Regions from separate parts of the Mus musculus genome. Here region 1 is linked to region 2. The links are chromatin loops, found by intact Hi-C in ENCODE. Cell type or tissue: heart. All regions are shown on one strand. Each heading gives the region's core, and the rest is flanking DNA. Links, peaks and the distances in the headings are about the cores only.

The links. Peaks named below come from ENCODE experiments on the same cell type or tissue, not always from the same donor. Only the 100,000 strongest peaks of a DNase experiment are listed, where the experiment ranks them.
Region 1: it touches region 2 in a loop (2.7-fold over the local background); 4 of 42 quality-filtered maps call a loop at or near these places.

The regions. Positions count from the first base shown.
Region 1 is chr1:157,451,724-157,468,195 of GRCm38, forward strand. It overlaps Cryzl2 (crystallin zeta like 2), which reads left to right and starts at 6,845. Exons shown (of 10, transcript NM_001033284.2): 1 at 6,845-6,922; 2 at 7,021-7,129; 3 at 10,230-10,326; 4 at 12,686-12,744; 5 at 13,242-13,307; 6 at 13,989-14,098; 7 at 15,443-15,524. The coding sequence starts at 6,873. In heart, for the core only: CTCF peaks have their summits at 6,772 and 6,976; a DNase peak (open chromatin) is centred at 6,828; H3K4me3 peaks cover 945 bases; H3K27ac peaks cover 1,220 bases.
Region 2 is chr1:156,909,115-156,925,586 of GRCm38, forward strand. All of the region lies in intron 1 of Ralgps2 (Ral GEF with PH domain and SH3 binding motif 2), which reads right to left. Among named protein-coding and RNA genes, the nearest start is that of 4930439D14Rik, 21 kb to the right of the region's middle. In heart, for the core only: a CTCF peak has its summit at 8,528; no DNase peak of the experiment used is centred there; H3K27ac peaks cover 1,193 bases.

The sequences.
Region 1 (16,472 bases), core at 3,398-11,397, 540 kb after region 2:
GGGCCATTTGACATACATTACATGAATCACAGGTCTCAAGTTTTATTTCCTTTCACTCTGCCCGGCTAGATGGTGAGATTCTTTTTTTTTTTTTTTTTTAATATTTATTTAGTTATTATATGTAAGTACACTATAGCTGTCTTCAGACACTCCAGAAGAGAGCATCAGATTACGTTACGGATGGTTGTTAGCCACCATGTGGTTGTTGGGATTTGAACTCGGGACCTTCGGAAGAGCAGTTGGCGCTCTTAACTACTAAGCCATCTTGCCAGCCCGATGGTGTGATTCTTTTTTTTTTTTTTTTTTTTTTTAAAGATTTATTTATTTATTATATGTAAGTACACTGTAGCTGTCTTCAGACACTCCAGAAGAGGGAGTCAGATCTTGATAAAGATGGTTGTGAGCCACCATGTGGTTGCTGGGATTTGAACTCTGGACCTTCGGAAGAGCAGTCGGGTGCTCTTACCCACTGAGCCATCTCACCAGCCCAGATGGTGTGATTCTTAAGGGCAGTAGTTGTGTCTTCTTAGTGACAACTACGGGTTGAACATCCCTGTATATTTGCTTTACTTGAGTTAAACCTCACAACCTCCATCTCAGGAACCATACTTAAGCCTGCTTTACCTATGAGGAAGTAGATGTTTTGAGAATTTAAACAATTTCCCCAAGATTACAATGAGGAAGCAGCTAAACCAGGAACCAAATGCAGGTGTGAGAAATTCCAAAGCCCAAATTCCTTCCCCTTCACTGCACTATTCTTAGAGTTATCTGTGTTGCTCACAGCTTGGCAGTGAAGATAAAGCCATGGATGCCAACCTGAACTCAGAGACTAGAGAACTAATGGAGGTTTGTATAAAGGTTTTTCTTTTGGGGGGGCGGGGCGTTGGAAGGGGAGAATTTCTCTTCCCCGGGGAAAGTGGGAATTGAAAAGGTTTCATAATATTTCTAGGATGTTTGGGAACTTGTTCAGCAGTTCTGTAATGATGACTTAAGGTGGAAATTAATGATGGCTTAAGGTGGAAATTAGTTGTTTTCATCAAATACCATCGGTTAGGTTTGGGGAAATGACAGTGGCCATATCTTGGGTCATCCCTGCTTCTAAGTGGTTCCATCTAGATGCCAAGAATTTAGTCCAAATGCCTGCTGGTACCCTCTTAAGTAACAGCTTGTAACCAGGCAACCCAGTCAGAACATTGTTTCCTTCATCACATTGTGCTTCCCTGTATGTGTGTGAACACTGCTCTACATATCACAGTTTTACCTCTTACACAGCATACTTTTGGACGAGCGCATTTTCAAGCTCATGGCTATAGGAACAGGGGAGACACTCCTAATTATATGCTAGCATTTTTTTTCCCCTGCTCTTCCTTCTCCTTTAACTGCAGGCATCCCTGGAGGCTGCTTTCACTATATTCTTTTCTTTGGGGAATTATTCTCTTTTCTGGGCCTGAGAGACTGTAAAATTCCTATAAAACCAAGCTTAAAACTCTGAGGAAAGCATGGGTTCACAATGCATTGTATAATACCTTCTTTGTCTACTCCAGAGGCCATTTGGGGGGAAGCACGGTGGGTGGCTGGAGACTGTTAGAGGGGTCTCTGGCAGCAGGCAATTAGGACGATGCTAAACTGCTCTGTTTCCTAGATGTGTGGCCTTGGGCAAGTTCCTTAACCCTCTTCAGCCTATATGCCAGATCCATAAAAGAGTGGGAAAAAAATGGTATCCTAGTATCCTGGTATATAGGACCATTGTGAGGGCTAATGAAGCCATGCAGAAGCATTTGCAAACTGCTCTGTTTGGAGAAACCACCAAGTGCTCATTCTAATGCTAATCACCATTACTCACACTATTAATGATGAAGCTGTTTGGGTGACAGTGCTTTGAAACTTATGAAGCACTATGAGAAAGTGAAGTAAGGATGGTGATGATATGATGGTTGTGGTGGTGGTGGTGGTAGTGATGCAGATGATGACGTATACATGGAGAAATGAGATTCATCTAGCATGACAGAAAGAGTAGCAGACAGGAAAATCTGATCTTAATGCTGTTCCTAAGACAACGAAGCAATGTGACCTTGGGCTAGACCCCACCTACTCTGTTTCTTACAAAGGGGGAAGTTTGATGAGACTACCTTTTTGTTGTCATTATATTTTGAGACACTGGCTATATATTCTGGCTGTCGAGGTTAGCCTTGAACTCACAGAGCTCCTCCCACCTGTGCCCCCTAAGTACTGGGATTAATAGTAAGACTACCCAGAATTCCATCTCAGATCAGAAATCCTGATTCTATGGGTACTGGAAAAATAACTTGCAGAGCAAACCTTATTATATGGATCAATGACTAAAGCACTTCTCTGGAGCTGATAAAAGCTAACTCTGCTGTAGTGATCGGTAGTAATGTTCAGGGGAGAGTACGGAGAAGGCAAACTCTTCCTATACGTCTTGGGATTTTGGAGGACATCACAAGATGACAGCTGATAACTACAGTAGCAATGCTGATCTACGTGAATATCAAATTATGCCAGTAGCTATGAACTCAGGTAAGAAAGCATGTGCAAGCTGGAGAGTTGGCTCAGTGGTTAGGAGCACTGACTGCTCTTCTAGAGGTCCTGAGTTCAATTCCCAGCAACCACATGGTGGCTCACAACCATCTGTAATGGGATCCAATGCCCTCTTCTGGTGTATCTGAAGACAGCAACAGTGTTCTCACATACATAAAATAAATAAATCATATATATATGGGTTTACTACCCTTAGAGAGAGAGACAGAGAGAGAGAGAGAGAGAGAGCAAGCAAGCATGTGCAAGAGCCCTTAAAACTGGGACTCCAGTTCTAGGGCACCTGACTCCCTCTTATGGCCTCCATTCCTGCATGTGATACACATAAACTCACATAAACTTATGAATGAACACACACACACACACACTAAACAGATTGATAGATAGATGATAGATAGATACTAAATAAACAAATAAACAAACAAACAACCTTTGGGATTTGTGGCTTCAGTTGTGTGGGGCCAGCAGCTTTCCTATGCAACTGGTAGAGCTCCTTGCTTCCCACCCTCTTGGCATTAATTGAGTACTGCTATGTGCTGGACGTAGAAGTAAACTTGGAGGCAGCAGCAGCAGCTTTTCCTTTCAAGCCCTGTTTTTGGATGGTGCATTTTTACTGTTGGAGGATTCTTGTACCTTCCCATCGTCATCCTAAGTTGAGCGTATACTGTTTTCTACTATCCTGTGAAAACAGAGCGGTTTGCGTCTCAGGCTTTGGCTTGCTTCTTCACCCCCAGCTCTCCAGCAGCTTCTGGATGTTAAATATTATCTCTCCGTGTGATATGCACCAGAAGGAAGACTCAGCTGTTACTCTTTTACTTCCCTAATGAGCCTCAAGCTGGTTCAAGCTGGTTTAGAGGGCAGTGATCAATCTCCTGCCTCCTTTAGAGAGGACTGAGTGTTCAGATTTAGCTGCTCGATGTTAATCTCCTACAGCACTCAACTTTTATTCTTCTTGTTTCTTCTTGCCACCTCACTCCCAAATAAAATTAAATAACCGGGGACAACTAGAAGCAATAGCTGAACGTAGACAGTAAGGTGTGGCAACGTCTCGATGGATAAGCTAGATGTCTCTCTTGCTACTATGAAAACCACTATTAAACAGCCTGTCACCCTTTTAACTGCTCTCTGTAGACGTCAAACTTATTTTTACACATAAGTGCGCAAATCACTTCAATTACCTAAAATATTTTCAACACCTTTCAAGACTCTTTTTTCTTTTTAAAGATTTACTTATTTTATGTATGTGAGTATACTATAGCTTTCTGTCTTCACACACAACAGGAGAAGACATCAAATCCCGTTACAGATGGTTGTGAGCCACCATGTGGTTGCTGGGAATTGAACTCAGGTCCTCTGGAAAAGCAGTCAGTACTTGTAACCACTGAGCCATCTCTCCAGCCTTCAGGACTCTTAAATAGATTTCTACTTTTTTTTTTAGATTTTTCATAAATGTTGAATGCCATCTTGAAAATTTTCCTTACACTCCTTGATCTTCATATTCTCTGAGAATGGCAGAATATTGTGAAAACAACAATAGAACCTTTTTCTGGAGCTGGATAGGCATCTTGGTGAGTAAGAGTACCCGCTGTACAAGCAGGAGGGCCTGGTTTTAATCCCAGCAGCCTCCTCAAAAGCTTGAAGGGGTCGTGTGCATCGCTCCATCCCCAGAACTGTGTGTGTTTTGGGGGAGGGATGTTGAAGACAGGAGAATCCCTGGAGCTTGTTTACTGCCAGCCTAGCTCCGGGTCTAGTGAGAGACTCTGTCTTGAAGGGAAAAGGCAGAGAATGAGAGAGTAACATACTTAACATCCTTCTCTGGCCTCTGTGTGAACCTAGACATGTTCACCCTTGTACATACATGAACTTATACCACACATACATTCCCCCCCACCCCCATATACTTGCACATGAAAACCTTTCTGTAAAAGCACTTAATTACAAATATGAGACTTAATACTTAGTGTTATTTCCAATTACCTGGAAAATTAATACTAGATAACTGAGTTCTCGTTCAATAATTTATTAGGTACATATCTATTAAATACTGAAAATGTTATGCATTATACAGATCCTACAAATTAAACAAGATTAAGAAATGGTTGCTAGGCCTGGGTGTGGTGGTGTATACCTTTAATCCCAGCACTCTGGAGGTACCAGTTGGATCTCTTGTGAGTTTGAGGCCAGCCTGGTCTACACAGCAATAACAATTAATACTCAGAACAAACAATCATTACATACTTCATAAGTTAGAGATTTATTGCTGTTGGCTTTCCTGGCAACCAGGAACTCCCTCCTCCATCCCCGTTGCTATGGATCAAGCTCAGGGCCTTACAGTCTAGGTTGGTGCTCTACTCTGGAGTTACACTACAGGCTTAAGGATGACCATTTGGTGGTGACATGGATTTCTCCACTATTCCTATCTTTCCTTTTTTTCACATTGCTGGAGATTGAACCCAGGGCCTCTAGTTTGCCAGGGTGAGCACCATAGCACTGAGCTACATCTCCAGGTCCCAAGTTCATCTTACATGCTTGGTTTATATGCCGTTTACAGAGTGCTTTCCTGCCTGTCTCATTGGAGCCATGGGTTTTTTAAAAGAAATCATCTCCCATTGTAGACATTGCTTCCCTTCGGTTGTTTGTATGTGGAGCTGAAAATTCCCAACGGGTACGATTATGATGACAGCGCCTACTGCACACCTGAGGGGCTTATTTGTTCTTGGGTTCCTCAGCCCTCAAAGCCTTTAGGTCATAAACTCAGAAATGCATCCTTCCTTTTCGCTTTACAGTTTCCTCCATTCAATTGCTGTTCGTTCCTGCTCAATGCCTTCTCTTATGGAAGAGTTAATTGAGGGCGAGAACCATTAGGGAGGTGGCCAAAGAGGTGGTAGAACTGGATTTCAACCTGTGGCCTATACCCTCTGGCCAGATGTCTTCCAAAGATGCCATGCTGTCGTTAAATCTATTTATCCAATGATATAGTCTTCCATTCTTTCCAGCATAGCATGTACCTCACATACATTGCTGGCGTATAGTCACTTGCTGTTTTAAATAGGTCAGATAGATCTACATCTAATACTAACGTGTGTGTGTGTGTGTGTGTGTGTACATACATGTACATGGTTCATGTGTAAGGTCAGCATTTGGAGGTTAAAGGACAATTTTTGGGAGTAGGGTCTCTCTTTCTACCATGTGACGTCTGGGGGTTGAATTTAGCTTATCAACCTTGATAGCAAGCACCCTTACCCACTCAGTTATCTTGCCAATGCCAAAGCAATTTTATATACTATTTCATATAGACAGTAGTATTATTTTTGGTTCTTCTAGGGCATACCTGTGCCCCTAAGGCTTATGTCATCACTGAATCACATTTACCAAGGGGTAAACCTTTGGAGCATGAGAGTCATTAAGTTTTGGGCTGACTTTTTATTTATTTTTTTACTAACTAATATTTTAAGACAGGGTTTCTCTATGTAGTCCTGGCTGGCCAGGAACTGGCTATGTAGACTAAGTTGGCCTCAAATTTACCAAGATTTACCTATCTTTGCCTTCTGAGTGATGGGATTAAAGGCATGTGTCATCATGTTAATTTATTTTTATTTTTATCGGAGACAGGTCTTACAATGTAGCTCTGGCTGATTCGAATGTTCAGTTTTCTTGTCTCTGTCTCCTGGGCCCTGGGATTACAGGCGTGTGCCCAGCTGGCTTGTCTTTAATTGGATATTCTCTTTGGATTTGTTCAGGATCAGTTAACACCAGACTATTGGTAACAGTTTAGTTTTTTTTATCATAATTAGTCCTGTGTGAGAAAATTAGTGGCAAGAACTCTAGCAGTTCAAATGTAGACATCAAAGGATTCACCTGTGCATTTTGGACTTCTTTCTTAGAAAGAACCCCAGAACTACTACTGAAATGTTACCAAACACAGATTTAATAGTCTTCCAGGCACACCCTGTAGTTCCAGCACTCAGGAAACAAGAGGCAGGAAGATGACATGTTCTAGGCCAGCCTGGTCAACACTGTGAGAGCTACCTAATGAGACCCTGTCTCAAAGACTCTTAATCTGGGGTGATCGAATCATTTCCCTCATGCTTCCTTTTTGTTTTCCAGAACCAGCGAAGAGATCAAGGGTTGCACACACTGTTTGGTCTAACCCTAGAAGTGGTGTGGGGCTGACAGTCCCCTGCACAGACAGACAAGAGCTCCGCCTGCCGGTCAGGTCACCCGGCCAGAGCAGGCACGTCCTGGGACGCCTTTCCGCTCTCCCCAGAGCTCTTCCTGCCACATGCTGGCCACGCCCCTCGCGACTTCAGCTGGCCATGGCAGCAAGGCTGTGTACGCGTTGCCTCCCTCCGGTGTGGCTCTGCAGGTGCAAGCCCAACTCCCCCCCCCCCCGCCCCCCCCCCGGCCCCCTTACAGACCCCAGGGGTACTGCTGAGAAAACCAGCTCCCTTTTCTTTGTTGCAGGCAAGCCTGGCAGGGCCAAGGCCGGCACTACCGAGCTGCACTCTGCACCGAGTTGAAGCAGCCCCTGACCATTCAAGAGGTGGCTCCCCGCCCCGTCGGGCCACAGGAGGTAGGGTGACAAGCTTGACCCCGGGATGCCTCCTTGTATAGTTCAGAGCCTCTGACTTTCTCGGCCCAGCACTCGTGGGCTTCCTGCTTCGGTCAAAATCCTAGTTCCCAAGCGTAGGGGGCGACCAGAGGCTGGAGCGCACCCACTTTAGGTTGGAAGGTCAAGCCCTTTCAAGGTTCACGGAAAGGCTAGAAATGTCAAGGAAGCCCTCCCTCAAATCTCAAGCATAGGCCTCTCAGAGAGCTCCAGAGCCGTTGCCTTAGAAACTGTGTCTGATTTACACAGGACTTTACATAACAATACAGACAAAAGGACCCTTATCCTTTGCTTAGCCCCTCTTCAGGGTCAGTATCAAATTATGTACGGGTCCCCGAACCATTGCCCCCATCCCAATCTATCTCATGAAGAATACAAGCCTGGGCTCCTCTTATGTCCTGCTGTAATTTGGGATGAGATCCTTTTCCTGCCAGGAAATGTGGAAGTCACCTTGGCCTTGCCTGTTGACCACTTTGGTGACAGCGTGTGACACATATGTAGTAGAGAATGACAATTTGAAACAGGGTGGAGTACGCAAGAGTATCTTCATGTTAGGGGTCGCTCATGAGAGGCAGAGATGCAGCTACAGTTGTAAAGGTCACCCAAATGGGGCCTGTGGTTAAAACAGATTATTGGAAGAGAGGGTGATCACAGCCATTCAACTTCCCTCATCTTGAGTCATTCATTTCTGGGATAACACCATGTCATCCAGGCTGGAACTGAACTTACAGTCTTCTTGTGTCAGTCTCCGGAGTGCAGAAATGCCTCCCTACTCTTGGCTAAGTTGTTTTTAAACCAAGGTGGAGTGTCTTGAGGACAGTGGACATGCTATCCACCAGTCAATAAGTACTCCAGTTTTTGGATGCGGAGGCATGGGCTCCCCAGTTTTGCTGTTTGCATTGTAAGGAGCTAGCTTCTGAGAGTGTTTTTATGTTATTTTTCTTTGCCTTTAAATCCCTGGAGTTTGCAACGGGCCCTGGCATGTGGCACATACTTAAAGAACTGAGAAATGAATGATTTTGATAGATAAAGAATGGCTTCTAACCAACCCGCCACCTCTCCAGTAAACGTAAACACGTAGAGCACATTGATCTGGGATTCCAGCTGGCACCTTTTGGGATCCCCACCCTTGTGGGCTGCATTCTCTGATGAGCACCAGAGTTCTCTGGGCCTGTTCAGACAGGTTGCTGAGCCTCTCCTATCTTCCCATGTATGAGTCAGTATGGGGTGTGGCCTCAAAGTTGGAACTTCTTTTTTTTTTTTTTTTTTTTAAGACAAGAGTCTCATTATGTATCCCTAGCTGGCCTGGAACTCATAGAAATCTGCCCATCTCTGTCTTCTCAGTGCTGTCGTTAAGGGCAAACTTCACCCCAACACAAGGTGAAGTTTGAATTTCTAACCAAATCGCAGATGATGCCAGTGATGATGGTCCTGGACCCACCACCTTTTGAAACTCACTGGCTCCTCAAAAGGTCTAGAGTAGTGGTTCTCAGCTATGGATTGTGACCCCTTTAGGGGTTGGATGACTGTATTAGTCAGGGTTCTCTAGAGTCACAGAACTTATGGACAGTCTCTAGATAGTAAAGGAATTTATTGATGACTTACAGTCGGCAGCCCAATTCCCAACAATTGTTCAGTCGCAGCTGTGAATGGAAGTCCAAGGATCTAGCAGTTACTCAGTCTCACACAGCAAGCAGGCGAAGGAGCCAGAGCTAGACTCCCTTCTTCCAATGTCCTTATATTGTTTCCAACAGAAGGTGTAGCCCAGATTAAAGGTGTGTTCCACCACACCTTTAATCCCAGATCAAAGGTGTAGCCCAGATTAAAGGTGTGTTCCTTAAACTCGGAGATTTAATCTTCTGGAATCCATAGCCACTATGGCTCAAGATCTCCTAACCAAGATCCAGATAAGGATCTCCAAGCCTCCAGATAAGGGTCACTGGTGAGCCTTTCAATTCTGGATTGTAGTTCATTCCAAATATAGTCAAGTTGACAACCAGGAATAGCCACTACAGATGACCCTTTCACAGGGGTCCCATCTCAGATACCTTGCATACCAAGGCATTTACCTTACAACTCATGACAGTAGCAAATTGCGGTTATGAAGTAGCAATGAAAATAATTTTATGGTTGGGGCTCACCACCACATGAGGAACTGTGTTAAATGGTCGCAGCATTAGGAAGGTTGAAAACCACTGCTCTAGAGAAACTGCTGGCCATGTGGTTGTAGTTCTACCTCAGTGATGACTTTGTCAAGAGCATAGAAGACAGGGATCTAGGCTGTCCTCCCGGGTTCGAGCTACTCAAATTCCAGCATATTGCCTTTGCTCAGACAACGCCGCAACCCCCTGCTTAGTGGCGTTCTGTTGTTCCCAGTATGAAGGACCTTCCTCAGTTCAGACCTACAAATCTCAGTGTAGTGTGGAGCTCTCACTCCTTGTCGCTCTCTCCTCTTCCAGTTCTAGACTTGCTAGTTTTTCTTTTGTCCCTCACGCAGGGCATCTGCACACGCCATAGCTTTTGTCTGTGCCAAGCACCAAGCGTTCACCTCCAAGTTTGAATCATTAACTCTTGGCTTTTACTAGTGCAAGGGTTACTTTCCTAGTTTTCCTTGGCATTCCTCAAGAGGTCACATACCCTCATCATGTGCTTTCTCCTACCTTTAAGACTTTATGTTAGGTTATAATTTAACACATATGAGCCACGCATGGTGGTTCAGGTTTATAATTTTGAGAGGCCACAGGGAAGATTTTAAGTTTGAGGCCAGCATGGACTACATAGTGAGTTTGAGGCCAGCCTGGGCTACATAGTGAGATTCTGACTCAACAACATATGGCTTTGTTAGCTTTATTATTATTTAGTTGGTGCCTTTTCTGCTATACTTATAGGTCCACAACGGCAGAAACTCGGTCCATTTTGCCTCCTGATAATCTGGCTCATGGTTCATTGTCTGGCATATGGTTGTCATTCGTTCAGTAGCCCTTTTGAAATGCATTATTACTGAATGAACATTGTCTCTAGGGTGTATACGTCTCTGTTTTGTTGTGCTGTGTTTCTTCTGCAGGTCAGAGTTGATGTTCATTTCTGTGGTGTTAACTTTGCTGATATTTTGGCCTGTCGTGGTCAGTATCAGGAAAAGCCTCCTCTTCCCTTTACACCGGGTGAGTACGGGGGACCAAGTGACTGCTACTTCAGAAAAGAAGAATTTAGAGTCTTCAGAGCCACACCCATCTTCTCAGACACTACTCCCCACTCTCTGCCAGGCTTGACCAGTGAGGTTTCTGTTATTTATGTCACTATCATTGTTAGAGTAACTACCTCATGACTCTCCCCCTATAGGCCTATTGTGTCCCCAGCTTAGCATTGTACCAATCCATAGATGACACTCAGTGGTCTAGTTAGATTTTCTGTTGCTGGGATAAACCACTCTGACCAGAATCAACTTGGGAAGGAAAGGGTTTATTTGGCTTACACTTCTATCAGGAACTGAAGCAGAAACCATGGAGGAATTGCCCAGGCCCATCTGCCCAGAGATGGTACCACTCCCAGTGGGCTGGACCATTATACATCAATTAGCAATCAAGAAAATGCCCCACAGACATGCCCACAGGCCAGTCTGACTGAGGCAACCCCATAATTGAGACTCCCTCAGATACTTCTGGCCTGTGTCAAGTTGACAGCCAGTACTAACGAGGACATTCACTAACTACTTTAAAATGAATAAATGGGCAACTGTTTACACAGTGTTGTGTTCTCCAGAATTCTTTTCTGTTAACCCTCCTCGGTCCTTTGCCTTCTTAGTGTTGCCTCAGTTACAGTTTTTCTCTGAAGGATCTCGACCATGCTTGCAGCTACAATCTGTAGCCTTATTGGCATAGACCTTAAGAAGCTTAACGCAGAAGGCCCAAAAGGAAGAAGAGGAAGGAAAAAGTTTAGACATATCTTAGTAGCTCACTGTCTGAATTTTACTGTGCTCTGTCTGGTTACTTTTAGACCATTTTTGTTTTTTTCAAGGCAGGTTTTTCTGTGTAGTCCTGACTGTCCTGGAACTCACTCTGTAGACCAGGCTGGCCTCAAATTCACAGAGATCTACCCACCTCTACCTCCCAAGTGCTGGGTTTAAAGGCATGAGCCACCTCCCCACCCCCCAACTATTTTTAGACCTTAAGTGCATGGATTTTTGTTGTTGAAGTTTATTTAAGGAGATTTAAGTAGAGCTTAGTATGTTTATAGTACATGAATATTTTATAGGGATAAATATAAAGATTATAGTGATTGCATGATTACAACATAGCTGTTATGTTTGGGGTTTTTGGTTGTGTGTTAATACTAGGACCCAGTTCCTTCTGTCTGTGTTTGCTTAGAGACTAGACCAGTGGAAGATGTCACAATTAAGTTATTCCTCTGACAGAGCAAGTAAACTATTCATAAATTTGAGAGGCTCATAAATTGCAGAAGTGGATGAAGAAAGGGCAGATGACACTAATCCATCCTGTTGAACTGAGCGTTGCCTGCATAAACACAGGCCATGTCCTTGAGGACCCCTTCACAGGTCAGCAAAGGACACATGGCAACAGATAAATATCATCTGGTGATCATGGTAGTTGGGGTTGTATAGGAACCCCATGGCCCAGTCAGGGTCAAAAGTACCTGTGTACCAGCGAGTCTCTGTGCTTTTGCATATTCTTGATGTAGGTTAAGAGTTGGTGGTGGCGCACGCCTTTAATCCCAGCACTTGGGAAGCAGAGGCAGGCAGATTTCTGAGTTCGAGGCCAGCCTGGTCTACAGAGTGAGTTCCAGGACAGCCAGGGCTACACAGAGAAACCCTGTCTCAAAAAACCAAAAAAAAAAAAAAAAAAAAAAAAAAAGAGTTGGGACAACCATAACTGATGTGTTGTGATCATGAAGTCTTACGCTCATTGTGCTAGGTTTTTGAGTACCACCTTTTACGCTTAGTTAAAATGATGGACATTGAAGGTAACAGCTCAAAAGGAGGAGGTGGCCTGTTGGCCGTGTTTCCTGTGTGCAGGATGCCAGGCTCCAAAGATAACCTATCTTCCTTCCTTCCTTCCTTCCTTCCTTCCTTCCTTCCTTCCTTCCTTCCTTCCTTCCTTCCTTTCTTTCTCTCTTTCTCTCTTTCTCTCTTTCTCTCTTTCTCTCTTTCTCCCTTTCTCTTGTTTTTTGTTTTAAAGATTTATTTATTTATTTTATGTCTATGAGTACACTGTAGCTGTCTTCAGACACACCAGAAGAGGCCATTGGATCCATTTCAGATGGTTGTAACCATCATGTGGTTGCTGGGAATTGAACCCAGGACCTCTGGAAGAGCAGTCAGTGTTCTCAACTGCTACCCAGGTTTTTTTTTTTTTGTTAGTTTGTTTGAGACGGGCTTTCTCTCTGTAGCCCTTGCCATCCTGGAACTAGCTCTGTTACCTGGCTGGCCTGGAGCTCCTGCGTGCTGAGATTAAAGTTGTGTGTCACCACAGCCCAGTTTAGTAACTTAATCTTTCAATGTTTTAGGAATGGAGTTTTCTGGGGCTGTCTTAGAGACAGGAACAGATGTCAGCACTGTGAAAAAGGTAAATTGGATAAAACACCAGAAAGTGTGTGTAGTTGTGAGAGATGTGCTAATCTTGTTTATACCTAGAAAGTCTAGCTTCTCTTGGCCTTTGCCATGTGACCAAGTCAGAAGAGAAAGAATGAATTCTGAACGAGGAGGTGGGGGAGGACTTGGTGCAAGTTCCTGGCCTTATTAAGCTCTTTATTATGAATGAATATAAGACAACACTTGGTCTTCAGTTACTGAAACAATAAAGGATTTTTGAGTTTGAATCTCAAGTGAAAGTAGTCACAGGAATTCTGATTCCTACTAACTTTTCCTTCCTTGGCTTGCTTGTTGTGAAAAATGTGCTTCTATTGGCTTGGTAGCCTGCTAGCTATTGAGAGAATCGCTGTTTTGGTTTTAAACCTGAAATGAGCTCTGAATAGATATTAAGGCCAAGCTGTGTCTGATAGGCCAGAGATGTGTGTTTTGGAATACAAGGCCATGCATTTGAACATGTTTTCTTCCCTCCAGGGAGATCGAGTTATTGGAGTAAGTAGCTTTCATGCTATGGCGGAGCAGTGCATCACGGACCAGAAGGTATCTCTGACTCTTGGCACTGATGGACACATGGGCGTTTCTTTTTCTCCACTGTTCTCTCTGGTTTCCTTGTCTCTCTTTCTCACACCGTTCTCTCCTCCTTTTGCGTTTGTTTCATTTTATCGTGTTTCCTGACCAAGCAGGTTTTTTTTTCCCTTTAAACGCTAACTTTCTTGACAGCCCTTGCACAGAGTTTTGTTTGTGTAGAGAGCCTTTTGTTCCTTCGTTGGCTATCCATTTGGACCATACTTAGTGAGTTATGGTTGAAAAACTGGTCTAGCACATGGAATTGGATATCATGGACATATTTTCCCATAAAGCTTGTGAAAATGGTCTGAGCTGGGTTGAGCAGGATGTGAATGGTGCCCCCTGGTGGGGCATGTTATATGGAACCCATCCAACTTTACTGGGATACATTTTACATAATAACCTAGAGCCGATTCTCCATCAATTGGCTCCTTTTTGAGCAGATGCCAGCCTTATGGGTTTGAAGTCTGACACACCCAGGTCCTAAACCCTACCTTGGCTTGCTTGGTCCGGACTTGTACTCCTTAGTAGGTGATGATAGACGTGTGCTTCCCATTGCAAATTACTCATCCAATCGAATCATAAGGTTAGCTAGGCAGCTTGTGTATCCAGCTACACATGTTTACTGCCAATCGATGTTATTTCTTTGTACAGACCCTGTGGCGGATTCCAGAAAATGTCTCTTTGCAAGATGCTGCAGTGTTACCGGTATCTTATGGCACAGCTATTTTGGCTGTAGATCATCGGGCCCGCATCCAGCCCGGGTAAGGACTGTCTAGGGGCAGAGGGTTAGGTGGCATTTTAATTTTCTTCTGATATTAGAAATGTCTGACAGGACCTTGCCTGAAGCCCAGCCTGGTGATGCACTTGGTGTTCCTAGCATTTGGAAAGAGGCAGGAGGATCAGGAACCCACGGCCATTCTCAGCTACATAGTGAGTTAGATATCAGTCTGAGCCACAGGAGCCAAAAGCAATCACAGATAAGAGTGTACCCCGCTCCCTTCCCCTCTCCCATTCTTTTCTCTTGCCTTTTCCCGTGCTTCTCTTCAGCTCAAGTTCCTTTAAGTTGAGGAAAGGCAAAAGAGAGATGAATTTGGATACTGGAGACTGGGTATAGATCATCCTTTTGCCATTAAATGCTTTGGCAAAGTAGTTCTCTTGAATCTGACCACTTTGGGGTTCATTCATAGGGCGACTTCAAGTTTACAGACTTGATTTATTTTTATTTTATCTTATTTTACTTTTTGAGACAGGGTCTTGCTATGTAGCTCAGGTTAGCCTAGGACAACTTATATAGTCCAGGTGAACTTCAAACTCAAGAGCTTCATTCTTAGCCGTGGAGTGCTGGGATTATAGGCGTGTACTATCAGCACTAGGTGGAGGTTGGTTTATATAAGCTAGCTCCCTGGGGGCTTAACAGAGACTATGTGTTTCTGTGAGGCTTGGTTGGTTATGCCAACTAGGATTGATCTATCTATCCATCTGAGACAGCATTTCTCTGTGTAACCCTGGCTGCTGTGGAACTCACTCTGTAGACCAGGCTATTATTGAACTCACAAAGATCTGCTTGTCTGTGCCTCTTAAGTGCTGGGATTACAGGTGTGTACTACCACCCCCTGGCTATGGACGTTTTAAACGTAAAAGTTCTGAAATCTTCTCTTTACTTGGGAAAATGGCTCTCGATCTGTTCAGAGATCTGGCTTTCAGAGTTGCTCCCCACTGGTAGTGTCATTTGAATGGTGGCTATTCCATGATTACCAGCTTTTTAAATTAGGTGGTGTTGAGTATGAAAATGGCTATAGGGCAAAATTTCTGAAGCACGCATTGGTATGCTTGCTCAGATGAACCATTGCTACTGCCTTGAGAGAGAGACTATCTAGAAGGCTTGAGAAACCTCCATCTTAGGAAGGCTCTAAAACCAGACTAGATTAGCCCTGACCCAGAAGTCTTATGTATGTCCTACCTGGACAATGGATTCACGTGAAGGTTTGAATGAAAGAGTCTCTACCGTTCTTGCTGTCAAATGTACTAGTCTGTGTCCCTGGAATCTTAACCCTGGGTGAGCTTTGAATGGTTTCTGGAGTAACATGTCTCTTTCCTTGGCACAGAGAAACTGTTTTAGTGACAGCAGCTGCTGGAGCCACAGGCCTCGCAGTGATAGACGTGGCGACAAATGTGTTCCGCGCCAAGGTATTTGCCTGTAGAATCTCTATTAAAAACTAACTCCAGTGTTTAGGCATCAAATATATGGATTCACTCATCAAGTATCATGGGAAGGGCATTGGGGGCATACAGTACTTGGAGTATTGTCTTGCCGTCTGCCTGCTTGCCTACTAAACGGAGACCTTAAGGGGTATGGCTTGACTCTTCAGGTAGCGGAATCTGGCAAGGGCTGCCTCCCACCTTGGCCTCTGCACATGCTCTTTTCTCTACCTGCCGCGCTCTGATTTAGATTTAAACTCATGTCACCTTTTCAGGCAACTCTGTCCTCAGGCTAGGTCAGTCTCCTCTCCCTGCATTTTTACATGTGACCTCATAACATCCTATGCGTCTATTTCTTAGTGCCTCATTGTGTGATTGCTCCTTATTTGGGTCACTGTGGGTCACTGTCTCTCTTCCTGCATTGTCATTGTCACGAAGGCAAGAGGAGTGTCTGCATAGCTCATGACTAGTCCCAGCATCCACCATGGTACCTGGAACATAATATATACTTGAGATATTTTCTGAATCAAGTGATAAATGGCTAAATAAATGGATGGAAGATGAGCCAAGTCTTTACAGGGGCATCTCTGGGGCTGCAGGGCTCAGAGGAAGAACATCCGACAAGTCAGAGGAAAGTTTTAAAGGGTCAAGATGGAGGATCATATTCCAGTTCTGCTTCCAGCTCAAAGCTTCCATCGCCTTTGCAAAATGTTGCTTCCCTAGAGCTGCTGGCAATATTGAGATGCTATGTGCTATGTGCCTATCAGAGGTATGGTGTGTCAGTACGCGTCTCTTAACAAGTCCTGCTATTGTTAGATGCTGAGTGGGAAGGAACGAAATTAACTTTCGGAATTGCCATTTATTGAGGCTGAGAGCTCGGGCGGACAAGGAGAGCTGTTTTGGCCATATTGAGTGCAAAGTTCCTGTGGTGCATGG
Region 2 (16,472 bases), core at 4,609-12,608:
TGTAATAGTCTTCTAAATAAAGGGGGAAAAAAAAGACAAAAACTGTTTAAATACACTGCTGGCAATCAGAGTATATCTGGTGAGTGTCATGAAAATCCTAACACAGAAAGAGTAAGACTATTCCTCAGACAGACCAAAACATGTTCCTGGGGTTTTAAAACTTCAAAATTATAACTGCTGACAGCAGCTTTCAAGCACATGTTAAATTTCTAAAATAAATACATTTGAATTAATAGGATTTAGGAACCATTTACAGAATCAGTATGGCAATAAAGAGCACGAAACTTCCTTCTAGCTCACACTATCTCACCATACAGGCCACTGCTAGGATGAGGCTGATACTTGCTTGCTATCTAAAGGAACAGCTTGTGCTGGGTACGATGAGCCACACCTGTTACCTGGACCCTAGGAGGCAAAGGTCAGAGATCACAAGCCCAAGAGCAGCCTAAGCTACACAGAAAGTTCTAGGTTAGCCTGGGCTACACAGTGAGACCCAATCTTAAACAAGTAAGTATTTTTAAACCCAGCTTTAAGCTGGGCGTGGTGGCGCACGCCTTTAATCCCAGCACTCGGTAGGCGGAGGCAGGTGGATTTCTGAGTTCGAGGCCAGCCTGGTCTACAAAGTGAGTTCCAGGACAGCCAGGGCTACACAGAAAAACCCTGTCTCGAAAAACCAAAAAAACAAAACAAACAAACAAAAAAAAAACCCAGCTTTATAATGCATTATGCATTAATACAATTCAATCTTGTTTCCTTTACCTGCTTTCAACTTTACTCCTGGTGTAGAAGGGGGTAGTGTTGAAACAGCACCTTGCTCTGCAAACCAGACTGGTCTAGAACTTACTAGAGCCTAAGGTGATCTAATATTTTCTGGCAATAGTACTCATTTTGTAATAAAATGTTTTCAAGTGATTTCCTACACTGTGACATAGAACAAGAATCCATAAATCTAGAGAGCCCCCTAGTGTTAAGAAAAAGATTTTTATTTAATTGTAAAAAAGATTATATCTTTACCCTACATGTTAGATATATAAATTTTATTACTATTTACTGAATAGAGGTAATACAGACTAAAAATAAGCATCAATACACTTGAATAAGGTTTTTTTTTTTTTGCTTGCTTTCAATCTGTGTGTGTGTGTGTGTTTTAAACTAACCATAGAACTTAGACTGATGCCGGGCGTGGTGGCGCATGCCTTTAATCCCAGCACTTGGGAGGCAGAGGCAGGCAGATGTCTGAGTTTGAGGCCAGGCTGGTCTACAGAGTGAGTTCCAGGACAGCCAGGGCTACACAGAGAAACCCTGTCTCGGGAAAAAAAAAAAAAAATTAGAACTTAGACTGGCCACAAATCCACAGTAACCCTGTTGCCTGTTTTTGTCTATTTTGTCAGACAAAATATTTCATGAGTTATATTAAAATCCATTATGTGGGAAACTGAAAAAAAATGCATCTCAAGACAAATTAAATGAAACAAATATATATTGTAGTTTATTTCATTTTCCTAGGAATATAAAGTGGCACTCTCATTCATGACTACAAATATCATAATAACTATTTTCTTAGTTAAGTTCGCTAATTCAACTTACTCTCTTTTCTACTTCTGAAGACATTTATTTGGCTGTCTTCTGGTTTCTTTCAAACAAGCAATATCAGCCCTTAGACAGAAAACCTTGAAATATGCAGCATTAGACTCTTGCTTTGGTCCATTAAACTGCACCCAATCAACCATTTAGCCTCCAAAATGACCATCTTTTCATGGGTTCTTCCAATACCAAACAAAGTATTTTTCTTTTTCCCTTTAATAAACAAACAAGGGATAAAAGCTGACAAAAAAAGTTCCCTGTTGATTGATCTGAGTGCATAGCTGCATATTTTTGCCTCTGATGTAACGAAACTTTATTTCCTTTAGCACCTGAGTCTATGTATGCACTCTTCTCTGTGTTGAAGTCTATACTGTAATGCTTCCACTAGGGAACACAGAGACTTGCTGCCAGCGTCACAGGTCATTGCTGAGTTTCCCAGATACCACTATGCTGTTACTTCTTGACTCATCAAGTCATGCTTCAGTTGCTCTGACTAGGGAAGCCTCTAGGCTTCAATCTAACAACAAGGTTTCAGTTTCTGTTGCCTCTCCATCTTCACTCCAGCTGCAGTTACACAGTTTATTCTAGTTTGAAGTTTATAGAGAAAACTTTCAGTTTGTACTGTTGGCTTTTATTCTTCAACACCAGTAACTGTCAGCCTCACTCTGCTGCATGTATTTAATAATAAATGTATACTATTCAGTAGCCAACTGAAATGTTGAGTATCTATGAATTGGACCACTTTGGGTACAGGACTACATGATTATCCATGCTATTTATAGATCACAAAAGTTCAATTTATTATGATAGAAATTTCAAAAGAATGGGTTCTGCTAAATATCTGGGTTACAAAAGGTTCCTTGCCTAACATCTCCCACAAAGTGGCATTTTCACACTGTTTATTTTATCTTCTTTTAGCTCCTTGATGTTAAAGAATAACATTTTTAAAAGAAAATTAAAGCATTATCCTTCCTCTTTGCATTCATACACATATAATATATTTCATCTAATCATCTACTTACTACATACCTGTTGAAAGAATGAGTGGATGCCTGAACAAAGCAACCATGCACAGGGCAGGATTATAAAGCCAGACAAGCGGTAAAAACATTGGAAATGGTATTTAAATATTACATACAAGCCCACAAAGCGACAGGTTAAGATTCGGTCATTTGACCATTTCTAGTAACATAGTTGACAAAATAATCTAAAAGCATGCTGTGCTTCATGAGAAACGTAGAAAGAGTCTGAATTTTAATTCCCAGCTGAAGAGAAAAGACAAGACCGCTAAAAAATAAAAACAGAACCAAGGCCTCACCCTCACCTTCTACACCCTCACCTTCTACACCCTCACCTTCTACACCCTCACCCTCACCTTCTACACCCTCACCTTCTACACCCTCACCTTCTACACCCTCACCTTCTACACCCTCACCTTCTACACCCTCACCTTCTACACCCTCACCTTCTACACCCTCACCTTCTACACCCTCACCCTCACCTTCTACACCCTCACCTTCTACACCCTCACCTTCCAGCCCCACCCCACCCATCTCATCTGAAGCAGAGCTAGGGAGGTCAGAGCCTGGCCCATCGGTGGCAAGATGCTGGGGAGGAAAATGTGTCTTGGCCAGGAAGATCTATAAACTTAACTGTGTTGGCCTGGGCTTAATGTGAGGTCAGAAGACAGAATCTATTCCAGGCATATACATTACCATCATGGCCCAAGACCCTCAACATAAGAAATCCACATTAAAATATGTTCACATGGCCAGGCATATCTGTGACTTTGAGGTCACCCTGGTCTACATAGAGAGCTCTAGGCCAGCAAGACTACATGGTAAGACACTGCCTTAAAAATAAAGTTCACAACAACTGTAGTTCTTCAACAGACAGTGGAAACAAATCTGAGCATGGACTCCATACTATATACCAGTCAAACAAAGCCTCACTGGCAGACCCGACACAGGAGCATCGGCAACTCTGTGAGCACACAACCTACTGTAAACCGCAGGGAGCAACAGTGACTGCTCACCTCTCACCAAAACTACCAGATAGACCCTACAGAGCAGAACGGACTAAAATCAGTGGCTTTCAACGAAGGAAGGCATAAAGAGAAATAGAGTTTAAAACAAAATTAATATTCACTACAGAAGCACCATAGCAAACTCTACTCAAGAGGGAATTCATGGTAAACAAACAGGAAAACAACACACAAAGCACTGTCCAGATGGAGACACCATGTAAGAAGTAAAAATCAGGGTAAACCCTACACGCCCTGAGAGCAGATCCAAAAGAGATGATGAAACAAGGCAAGTGCTCAAGACCCAGGCTGAAGTTTCCAGAACTCAGAAGATGGGAGGGACTCATACTCTGGGCCACCCTTAAGCAGGACAAACAAAAAGAACTGCATTCTTCGTGTACTACTTTAAACCAACAAGTAATTCTTTTAAAAGTGATTTAAAAGGCAAAATACTTCTAACAACAATAAAACCCTGAAGATTTCTCATCACCGGCAATCAGAAAGTAAGGGCTTCAAAGTACCCAGAGAAAACAGCCATCAACTTAGAAACCTAGCCCAGCTAAGGAGCTGGCTCAGCAGTTAGGAGCCCACGCTGCTCTTGCAGAGAGGACTGGTGCCCAGCACCCTCCATGAACAGCGCCCATACCTCCACCTACAGCTGCCACGGTCCATCATCTGCACTCACACACACATACCACTCCCCACTACACACACACATGCACACACAACTACAAACAAACATTTTTGAAGAGAGAGAACGGGGTTGGGGGTCACTGGCAAGAGCGCAGTGGTAGAGCTCTTGCCTTGAGTTTTGTTCTCAGCTGGGGCAGGGGTAGGGGTGGGGGACCACAAAAAAACATTTTCAAGGGATTGGTGCACCACAAAATACTTCAGAGAGTAAAAACACATGAAAAACTATTTCCTGTTTAAGTTTACACCAACTGGAAGAAAACTTCAGAGAAGAAATAATTATTTTAACCATGATTAAGACTACTAATATTTTTGGAGCTTTGCCAAAAGGTTTTAGACGTTCATAATTAACTCCTATTACTAGCCTTTTTGTGAACAATATTCTGCTTTTATAAGGAAAGGCTAAGCAACTGTTTTCATACAAAGTCTGGTCATACATTTTATACATTGGCTACAACAATATAATGTACAACAATGAGGCTAGCATTTATGGGGTACTTTCTACCAGGAGGCCATGCAATTTATCCTTAGTATACCCAATCAACCTCTGAGGGAGTCTATTTTTTTAATTATTTATTTTGTGAAAATATAAATGCACACCTCCCTTTCCTCTCCTTACCCCTCCACACCCTCCTTACTCTCCTCCAAACTGATGGCCTCTTTCTACATTATTTTTACTATATAGATATATGTATACTATACATAAATGCAACCTGTTCAGTCTGTTTAATATAACTTGCATGTATGTTTTCAGGGCTGACCATTTCGTATTAGATAACCAATCTGTCCTTATACCTACAGAGAGGTTTAGTCCTCATCTTGCATCAAGGAAACTTCTCTTTGTAACAAATGGAGACCATTACAGAATACGACAACCAATCAAAATGCAGAGGTTGTGCCCAGTCCCATTGGATACATCTACAACAGAACTCCAGCTCAAGGAACTTGTGGAAGAGGGGGCAGAAAGAGCCAGAGGATCAGGGAGTTGTTTGTGAGATTGTGTGTCCTAGGAAATGTCAGAAGCTACACTCCAAGTCTCACCAATACAAACATAGACATCCTGAGGTGCCGGGGAGAGGGGAACACAGGAGGCCTTGGCTCTACACAAACAATTGCTAAAGGCAACTAAGGAATGAGAGACAGAAACAGAGACACACACACACAGAGGGGGAGGGAGGGAGGGAGGGAGAGAGAGAGAGAGAGAGAGGGAGAGAGAGGGAGAGAAAGAGAGAGAGAGAGAAAGAAACTGGCTTCCCCAGGCAAGAATACAGCAAATGGTTATCCAAAACCATTTTAAAGAGGGCTAACAACTTGACCAAGTTTACAATGTTGAGATGGACAGCCTGAAGAGAAGGAGAAAAAAAGGACAGATGAAGGGGAACCTAAAAGTTTGTTCCTACTCTGATCAAACTTAAAATATGGCTAGGAATGAAAGGAGCAAGAAAAACAAAGAAACTACTGTATTGTGATTCAGTTTCAAGAATCAGGTGATTTCTATAAAAGTAGGACTCTAAGATGATAAAGAGAGACAAGCTGAAGAGTAAAAAGAAATCAAAACCATGATGAAATAGTAGAAACAATACAAACACACAGATTTAAAAGGCATTATTAAGAAAAGATGCGACACAGAAGCCTGGCCTGCCACACATGAAGACTCTCTGATGAGCTCTGGGCAGGCTCGAAGCAGCAGGACTGTACAGGTCTCAACAGTCAAGCAGAGACATGCAGGCTAGCAGAGACAGGAACTGGGAATCACCAACGGTTTCTGTAAGGAAATCATCCTAGGAAGCTGTTAGCTGTCTTTAAGACAAAACTGACATGCAAGTCCTTTCCCATCAATGTTCTTAAACCTCTTCTCTTCAGAGCCCTCCTTTACATGTTTTTTCTACAAACCACGCATGTTCACACTCCACCACGCATGTTCACACTCCACCACACATGTTCACACTCCACCACACATGTTCACACTCTAGCCTTTTGGCTTCAGCCTTCCTCATACATTATCACTCCACCTAACTCAGAATTCTTGGTCACACAGAAAACACAGTCTCTAGCAGATAACATAAAAAAAAGAAAAAAATGTAATCTACCTGAATCTATGAATAATTCACACTGCCCCCCTTGCTTAAGAGTCAAATAAAATGGTAAAAACAGTGTAAAAACAGGGAATACGGAGCTTCAGTTACAGGTCTAACCAAGTATGTTTTACTGGGCAAATTATTTTCTTAGGGAAAAAAGAGATGAGTTTACATATCTAATAAGAACACTACATCTTCGGTATGCTGTATACCTATGCAGTTCTAAACGGCTGCTTTAACGATGATCCATCCATACCTTCAGAGTGCTAACCTCTAATGTTGACAACTGACTTCTAAGTGCCAGCTGAACCTCCCTCAGCTCTAATGCTTGAGGACTAGAAATGGTTCAAATGTCAGAGTTCCTCAAATGTTGGAATATTTATGCAGATGACACCAGTTGAATAACTTTAAAAGTTTCCTACTTTGAAGTGTTTCAAATCTTCTAAGGATACTTAGTATCTATAAATTAACCATGTTATCAGCGTATTCTAATATGTAAAATGTATTCTCAGTTCAAGACTAAAAGGTCGCTCATCCTTGGCATGAAATGTAAAAAGTATAAGCTATACTTAAGTCTAAATCTGAGAGTAGCTAGAATTTCAAACAATGGTGATAGTTCTCATGGACATGAGCACACCCTGAAACTGTGAGAGAGCGAGGTCTGGGCAAACTCCCATTGCTTGAAGCCAAGCATAATGACAGGGTTAGCAAATTCACACACCACCCAAGAAGCAAAAGGGGGAAACGCTGGTAATGTTAAGTGAATCTACTACATGTTTAGAGTGTCATGTCAGAACAACTAAATAAACCACCTTCCAGGAAGCCTTACTCACTCACTAAATGACTGTTTGAGTTAAAACATCTATTTATACTTCATATTTGTTTCTAAATGCTTAAGGCATACATTTAAGAAGCCTGAGAAAGGAGGTTTTCAAAACTAAGTCAGCATATTAAACTAGAAGGGAGGGGATAAAGACAGCAAAAGTGCTTCTTCTACCCTGTAGCCCTCTAGGACCTGAGCTGAAGCACATGGTACTCAGGCAAAACCTTGGAACGCTGGTCCATCGCCAGCATGGGGGCACACTAGTCCAATCACCAGCATGGTGGCACAGTAATTCATTACCAGCATGGGGCACATGCCCATAAATACAACTCCCCGCCCCCATACTTGTAATTTAAAACACCAAAATATTCTTTTAAAGAGTATATAGACTGAGCAGTTTGCATTTGTGTATTTGTATAATTTATATGTAATATTATGTAAATATATATCAATTATTACTAGAAAAAGAAGCCATAAATATGAAAAGATTAAGAAGGGCTATATAGGAGGGAGGAAAAGGAAGGGGAAATAATACAATTATAATCTCAAAAAAATAAAAGAAATAAATTTTAAAAAAGAACTCTAGCCTCTACTATACCAAAACATGCACATAGGTTAACTATAAATAAATGTGCTCTAAACATTGTTTTACTATGTAGCTTTGCTGGGAGTTTATACATTCTGGTCAGACTCTGTACTCAAGACTGGCTCTTAGAAGTCCACTTAACTCACAATACTATGTACTTGAGGGTTTTTTTAAAGCATGCTTATATAATACTAGCAATCAAAGCATGAAAACAACCCAATTGAATCCTAAGTAGATTTACATGTCTAGCAAAGTGTGCTGCTGTGGGGTCATGAGGGAACACACTGGCATGGGAGGAAAGCTGATTACTATCAGCTCTCCTAGGTCTCCAGCTTGCTAACTGTGAATGTGCCTTGGGACTTCTCAGTCGCTCTGACTACAGGGCTAACTCCTTAATGTGTGCACATGTATGCATGTTGTGCATATATGTACAAAATGTATTAAAAGAGCTTTTCATTATCTATAAAAATCTATTAAGATATATACACAATTATTCTAAAGGGATATATATACACATATGTGTGTGTGTGTGTGTGTGTGTGTGTGTGTGTATCTATCTATCTTCTTGGTTGTTTCTGTGGAGAATCCTAGTATGCTATTCTTATAATTTCACTTCTAGTTTGAAACTATTTCCAAATATATAATATAAAAGGAAATTAAATTCTCCTGAACTACAAAACTCTTCACCTTGAAAAATTCAGTTATCTAAGCAAGCTACATGTCTAGTAGAAAGTACAGCTTTACCGATAGGTGGCGATATAGGTCACTTGTTCAGCAAAAGGAACATACAGCCGGAATGTACTCAAGAATGGCTTTTCTGGACTGAGTTACAGATAGACAAGTATTTTTGCCTGAAGCTAAAGGAAAGAATAACAGAGATGAATATTACTGAAAAGGTAGAGGTATTTTAAAGATCTCAACTGGGGTTATATTTCAAATCCCAGATCTTTCCATGTTTTGATGCCCCTTATACCTAGCATGCTTCTCAACCCTTCTCCTGCTCCCATGGAGAATCTTAGCTACGAAACCTTGCTGCAAACTGATGAAATGTGTTAAGATGAAAGGAAGGGAAAGAAAGAAAAGAGAAAAGCTTACCTGCGAACTCCATTTCTCAGATTTACGTGCGAGAGCACCAACCCAATGCTGAGCTCATGTGTGCTCATCTATAATGGGTTAACCAGAGATGGGTGGGTTCTAATTGTACATCTGCTTGCTTATCCTTGGCACTTTCTTCATAGCCAGACCATCTTTCTTATCCTTTCTCATATGCTCAACTGCTGTGAAAATGACAGAGTGGCAGGAGATAAATTGTCTGTTTCTCTGTCTCTGTCTCTGTCTGTCTGTCTCTGTCTGTCTGTCTCTCTCTCTTGATGGCAGTTCATTACAAGAACAAACAATACAGTTAGTAGTATAAACAAAGGCGAAGAGAGGCAAAAATCCTCTTTCTATTAGAACAATGAAAATAGTGTGAATGTAACAGAAAGCAAAATTCAAGAAAGAAATTTGAAGTATGAGGACTGAGTGTGGAGAAGCTGATATAAAGGGTGACTACCGTCTGTCACCCTGGACTTTATTGTGCCCCCAGTATGGATGAGTTCTTATAAATGCACTGCTGACAAGCTTGCAAATCTGACTTAGAAAGTTAAAATATACAGACAAAGAGACTAAGAACACTGTCAGTTGTTCCAACAAATGGATACCTTTATGATAACTTCAAGTATAATAAACCCTTGATACTATGAGGGATCTATCCCAAAACACCTTGAAAGATCCCCACCTTTGAAAATACTATAATGGCACACAAAACATTACGGTATAATTTTCTTTTTAGTCTTACAAACAGTTAATGATTCTAAGAAGTCTGAAATGACACATACTTCTAGATTAATAAATCATACTGGAATGTGCTTTGCTGGGTAATAGACTGGGTTCAAATCTCTGCTCAGCATAAATGATAAATTATTATGTGTTACACCCTCCTGGTCATTCACAGAACCAGGCTTGAAAACCACAAGCCTCAATACAAGAAAGCTAGAGATCTACTCCACTAGTATCTAACCAGCCAAATGAACATGACATTCTCTAGTGCTAAGCATCCCACAAACTAAGGGTGGGTGTTTGTGTCTTGGCAGTACTGGGAGTGAACCTGTATCATCGGGTATGCAAGGCCAGCACTCTACCACTGGGCTAAAGCTTTCCACCAATTTCAGATTATCAAATTGGGTGTGTTGGCACATGCCTATAATCCTAGTATGTAAGAAACAGGGTCGGGAGACAAGAGCTAGTCTTGGCTATATAATAAGCTCAAGTATGAAACCCTATCTCAAAAAAAAAGGAAGGAAAGGAGGAGGGGTAGAAGTGACTGGTTTGCAAAATATATGTGGCTTCTATGGATCCAGATTCAACCAGCTATAAAATATGAGGAAAAATTGCATTGGACATGCATATTTTTAATCATTTCCTAAACAATACACTGTCACTACTTTATATAGCATTTATATTGGGCTAAATATTGTAAATAACCTAGATGTTAGGAAGATCTGCACAGGCTATATGAAAATACTGTAACTTTTTTTCTTGATAGCCTTCCCATGATGCCAGGCTGACCTTGAATTTACAATCTTCTCATCTCTACTTTTTAACCTGAGATTATAGGTCTGCCTATACCATCATGCCCAGCTACTACACTATTTAAAATAGAGTACTTGAAGATCTGCATACTTTGGTAACTAATAATACTTGGGAAGGAACTGCTATGCTTATATAATTTATAGCGTGAGCATGCACGCTCGTGTGCACGCGCGCACACACACACACACACACACACACACACACCTTAATCAGTGGAGGGATTCCTCCTAGAGCTCAGCAGATGGTTCAGTGGGTAAAGGGCTTGTCACACAAGTATGAGGACCTAAGTCCTGATCTCTGACATCCTCACAAAAGCCCTCAGGCATGCTGCTAACACAAGCACTGGAAGGGCAGAGAGAAGCAGATTTCTGGAGTTCACCAGCCAGTCAATGAGTTCCAGGGCAGGGAGAGATCCTGTCTTTAAGAATTAGGGAAGAAAGTGAGGAAGATACCTACCTGGCCTCCACATACTACATAAGCACATGCATGCACTTGCACAAACACACAGACACAAGAGCGCTTGCGCGCGCGCGCACACACGCACGCACGCACACACACACACACACACACACACACACACACACACTCACACACACAGAAGTGTTTATCAGTTAGTCATTAGGAAAATGTAAATTAAGCCTCAATTTGATAGTACTACAAACACATTAGATGGCTGTGGTTTTTGAGATGAAGTTCTAAATTGTCTTTACCGGGCGCTGAGAACCGGCTCTCTGATGATGTCTTACTCCTGAACAACTTCCTGGTCTTGTTATGACCAAGAAAAGACAGTTTACTGCGTAAACAGTGAAGTGTTTTGGACACTGGAATACTGTCCTTTATTGGTTCTAACAGCCCTCTAAGGTAACTACTAACATACAAACAGCAGGGCCTAGGGGAAGAAACTCTCAACAAACAGTCTCTAGAAAGTTCCACTTCTCATCTTCACCTCCCACCAAAGGAAGACTTCTCTGTCACATTTCATTTGCTAGAACTCCTTCAGATTTGTCTGCCAAAGAGAAAATGTCAGGATATTCACAGAAAAGTCTTACATCTTAGATGAGTCTTAGCAAGTAGAATCCATGCAGAGACATGCAGAGTATAAATTTATGCGAAGGGGCCACCCCAGGGTTCCGTCTCAAACCTGGCACAGAAGGCTAAATGGGGTGCCTATTAGCATATCAAGGCAGACACTGGCTACCAGGTTCTCCTAGTCCCTAAATCCCTTCCTGTGACAGAGTCCTCCCAGCTGGCAAACCCGCCCCCTACCTTAAACTACTGCAGCCCAGAGGCTGGGCTGCCCTTCTCCCTTCCCCTTCCCTAGATAACCCAGCCATTCCGGCTGTCCAGGCCTTTACACCCTTTCCCCCTTTCGGCCGCTGAGTCTCCTGATTCTGCTCTCTCCACATGGCTCAGCTCAGGGTCTTGCACACTCTGGGACTCTCCCAGATATCTGCCTCCGTCTACAACAAATTTTCTCCTCCACCAGGCTTAGGACTCCTTTTTCGTTCTCCATCACCCACCAGGAAAAACTTTTTACAAAGCCTTAAGAATGGATAAAATGGCATGTACAACTCTTTGGAGAGAGAGAAAGGAGGATGCATATATGTACAAAAAGACACACTCGGCAGGCAGACTTAGTGGGCTGCTGCGAGGCTCCTGCTATGGAAGAATTACGTGCTCTTCTCCGAGAAAGCACATCCTAACTGAAACATCAGGAGAAAAGCCCCAGGCACCCACACAGTCCAGTATCTTTAAAAAGGGGGGGAGGGTGTACTGAATACATATTTTTTAAAGTCCTTATGTTCGTGGGTATACAGCTATAGTCAAGAATTGTATCCTGAGTGATGGGAATAACTAGAGGGAGAAAAGTAAGTCATAGCAATTTTATTTTGGAAAGTATTTAAGCAACGTACACGACTGATAAGTTAAAAGCAGAGAAAGCAGACAGCTCACTGCCTTACTCCAAGTGTGGACGGGAAAGCCTAACTCCAAGACTATTTCCAAAGGTAAATAGTGCCAGAATTTGCTGTCTGCATGTGGGCTGTGTGAGAAATGAAGAGGCTAAGGCTGTTTTATCATTCTGCTCCTTAAAGTTCATGCTATCAATAAGAATGAGCACAGTAAAAGAAACCATTTTTTTCCATTTGCAATTGTCCACCTCAGGGGAACCAGCCCCAAATACTCACCAGCAAAGAGGAAGTGCTGACGAGAGAACCGGAAGTGACAGGCCTAAGCCTGATGCAGTTTTGCACAGAAGCCTCAGTGGAACAGTCACCATGCATGGCCCTCTGTGCTCTCACGCCACAGGCCGCTGAGGAGTCTTTGAGCTCCACAACAGCACTGCACCTTTACAGAGACTCTGCCACTCCTAGTCTAGAGCAAGGTCTAGGGGCAAACAAGCTGTAATGTGACAGAAAAGAAGAGGACACGAAGCAAGAGCGGACACACTATTCCACACGCACGCCAAGCAACCCCAGCCTCCGGGAGCAGCTGCAGGCCAGTCGGCAGTAGCAGCAAGCTCTGTCTAAGGTCCCCATCAAACTGACTTCACAAACTCCTGGGAGTGACTATCCCACAAGCAGAGCCTGAGGGCTCAGGGCCTCAACCTCAACCATGTCATCCTTGGTCCCGAATCTTCCTCTCACCTCTACCTTGCTCTTTTAAATCGGTGAAAGACAATAAACAGTATACTGTGTATTTCAAACAGCTAGAGCAAAGGAGTTTGGGTATTTTTACCACAAAGAAATGAGAGATAGAACTAGATTTACACAGTGTGTATATTATTGAAATACCAGGATACCTCAACAAATAGGTAAAGGTTTCTGTTTTTAAAGATCAGTTAAAAATAAACTTTGTGGGGCTGGTGAGATGGCTCAGTGGGTAAGAGCACCCGACTGCTCTTCCGAAGGTCCAAAGTTCAAATCCCAGCAACCACATGGTGGCTCACAACCACCCATAATGAGATCTGATGCCCTCTACTGGTGTGTCTGAAGTCAGCTACAGTACTTACATATAATAAATAAATAAATAAATAAATAAATCTTTTTTAAAAATTAAAAAAAAAAAAACTTTGTAGCTCTTATATGAAAAAGAAAAAAACTACGAAGACCCAAGCATTACCATATAAAACAACTGAAGTATCTGATCTGGGAATGGAGGTCTTGGCCTATTATGAAATACCAGCAAAAACCTGACCAAAGAGGCCTTTTTGACTCATCAGTCTTAAATACAAATTTCATGCTTTAAACAGTCACTAATTATTTCAAAACCAAAATTACACCCCAGCCCATAGTTTAAAACGAAGCTGTACTGACAGGCCTCAGTTGGACAAGGCTGGGGAATTGCCTGCACGAGGGGTGACTTCTCACAAGATAGGAAACCACTCCAAGTCTCAGACGTACATCACACACACACACACACACACACACACACACACACACACACACACCCCTGAGACACAATCTCTGCAGAGGCTTTGCTCTGTGACTTGTTCTGCCAATGAACACCCTCAGCACAGGCATGGTAACAAGCGGAGTCAGATGGTCAGCTGACTTCCTCGGGGTTTCTCACCTCACCTCACAGCTCTAGCAGATGCAACTGGTTAATTCTTTGCTGAGGACTCTGTTTCCAATTGTAGGCTGCTCGGCAGTACATATTGCCTCTCTCCACTAGATGCCAATGATAACTATTAAAGCCAAATGTCCCCAGGGAGACAGAGGGTCCAACAGCAAACAGGGTTTACAAACAGGCAGGCTTCGAACTTCCGCTCCCCTCACCTCAGCCACCTGGTGCTGGAAGCACCCATAAGAATATGCACCTTCGAGCTGGAGAGATGGCTCAGTGGTTAAGAGAACTCACTGACTGCTCTTCCAGAGGTCCTGAGTTCAATTCCCAGAAACCACATGGTGGCTCACAACCATCTGTAATGGGATCTGATGCCCTCTTCCAGTGTGTCTGAAGACAGCTACAGTGTACTTATATATATTAAATAAACTAATTAATTAGAAAATAAAAAACACCTTCACAACAGGCTTCTTCTTCTAAGAACACAATTTCAAGTTTTTCCTACTTTGTATATACTTAAAATAATTATGTGAGAGGTATAATTTTATCCATCTTATACCATTTCACAGCCATAAAAGTAGCTTTACCATATCATTTCTTAAACTTTTTAAAAACAACTCACTCTATTGGCAGGAGTGATGCTGGCTCATCCTTTAATCCCAACACTCCTGAGGCTATGGCCTGAACAGTGAGTTCAAGGCCACGCTTGAGATCCAAGACTAGGTGGCTACAAAGGATCTTTTGTGTCTCAAAAAAAAACACATGAAGGAAGGAAGGAAAGAAGGAAGGCAGGAGGAAAGGAGGGGGAAGGGAGAGAAGAGGGGAGGGAGGGGGAAGGAAGAAAGATAGATTTTACATTTTTCTGGTTTTTGGTTTTTCAAGACAGGGTTTCTCTGTGTAGCCTTGGCTGTCCTGGAACTCACTCTGTAGACCAGGCTGGCCTCCAACTCAGAAATCCGCCTGCCTCTGCCTCCCAAGTGCTGGGATTAAAGTCATGCGCCACCACGCCTGGCGAGATTTTGAGATTTTACCTCTACCTCTACAATGAAAACAGTGAACATGCCCAGTCACCCCCAAATGTCTGGTTTCTTATACTTAGCCCAGTTAGACTTGCAGGGGTTCTCAACCTGGGGGGGTCAAACAACCCCTTTACATTGGAATTCATAACAGTAGCAAAATTACAGTTATAAAATAACAAAAATGTATGGTTGGGGGTCACCACAACATGAGGAACTGTATTAAAGGGTCGCAGCGTTAAGAAGGTTGAGAACCACTGCTCTAGACAGTCATCTGTAGGGCTCTCTCTGTTTTGTTCATGCTTTTGTACAGCCTTGTCCCATGCATAGTTCACAATTATCAGTTTATTCATTCATCTGCATACCTTTGAGCATGTGGAGCTATTATACGTAAGGCTGCTGTGAGCAGTCAGTATGAAGGCCCTGTATCACCATCAAATACCCACGAGTCAGATAACTGGAAAATCTTAGTAACTGACCTAAGGAGGCTGTACCATGGTAGTCCCAAACACAACACACAGGATCTTAATCTTCCCTCACATCCTTGCCATGAGGGGTGTTCCATGGTGATAGCATACTATGATTTTAATTTTCATTTTGCTAGTGAGTAACTATTTCAATGAACAGAAAGGCATCTATCTCTTTACACACACATTAAGCTTTTTGGTGATGTACCTATCAAGCTATTGGCACATTTTTTAAAAGTCGGGTTGTTGGTTGGTCCTAAGAGTTTCATCCTACACCTCCTTAGGTACTTATCTCTCTCATTCTGATTATGTCTTTTTCAATCATGTAACAAAATGCCACATATGTATTCTGATAAAACTAATAAAAACTAGTTTGCCACAGTGCCATTTACACACCATCTAGTTTTGTGCCTTAACTTCTCCAATAAAGCTAACAGTACTTCACCAAGTTACCATGAAAACCCAACGAGTTACTATAAATAAAACAGATCATCAGGACACGTGGCAGACACCCCAGTGCCACCCTGGGGGTAGTTGTACCAGAGAGACTAGGACAGGTTGGTGTCACTGCAATACACAAATGTGACAGATAGGTGGGGAAGACAAAAAAACAGCTGTGCAAGTAACAGAGACAGAACTAGAGACCTGATGGCAGTGACAGGTCAGAGGGCTGGTGGATGAGTGTCATTACCAAGTATACTTGTCCGGACAGTGTGCACCAGCCTGGAGCTTATGTCATAGACACAGCCCCCCAACCTGCCACCTGGCCACCGAATCCCCCTGGTTCTGGGCAACAATGGAACCAGGGATGAGGAAAGCTTCACTTTCTGGAGTGGTCCTCCTTGAAGGACCGCTACTGTTTGACACTCACTGATGACTTGGTGATGTTTTCAGGTTCTGCTGCTTCAGGGAGATCATGCTGATGTGAGTGGCAAGTTTACCCACTGAAGGCAATGCTGAGGCCTGTGGCCTGTGCAGCTGCTGAGTGGGTCAGTGGGTCTGACACAACC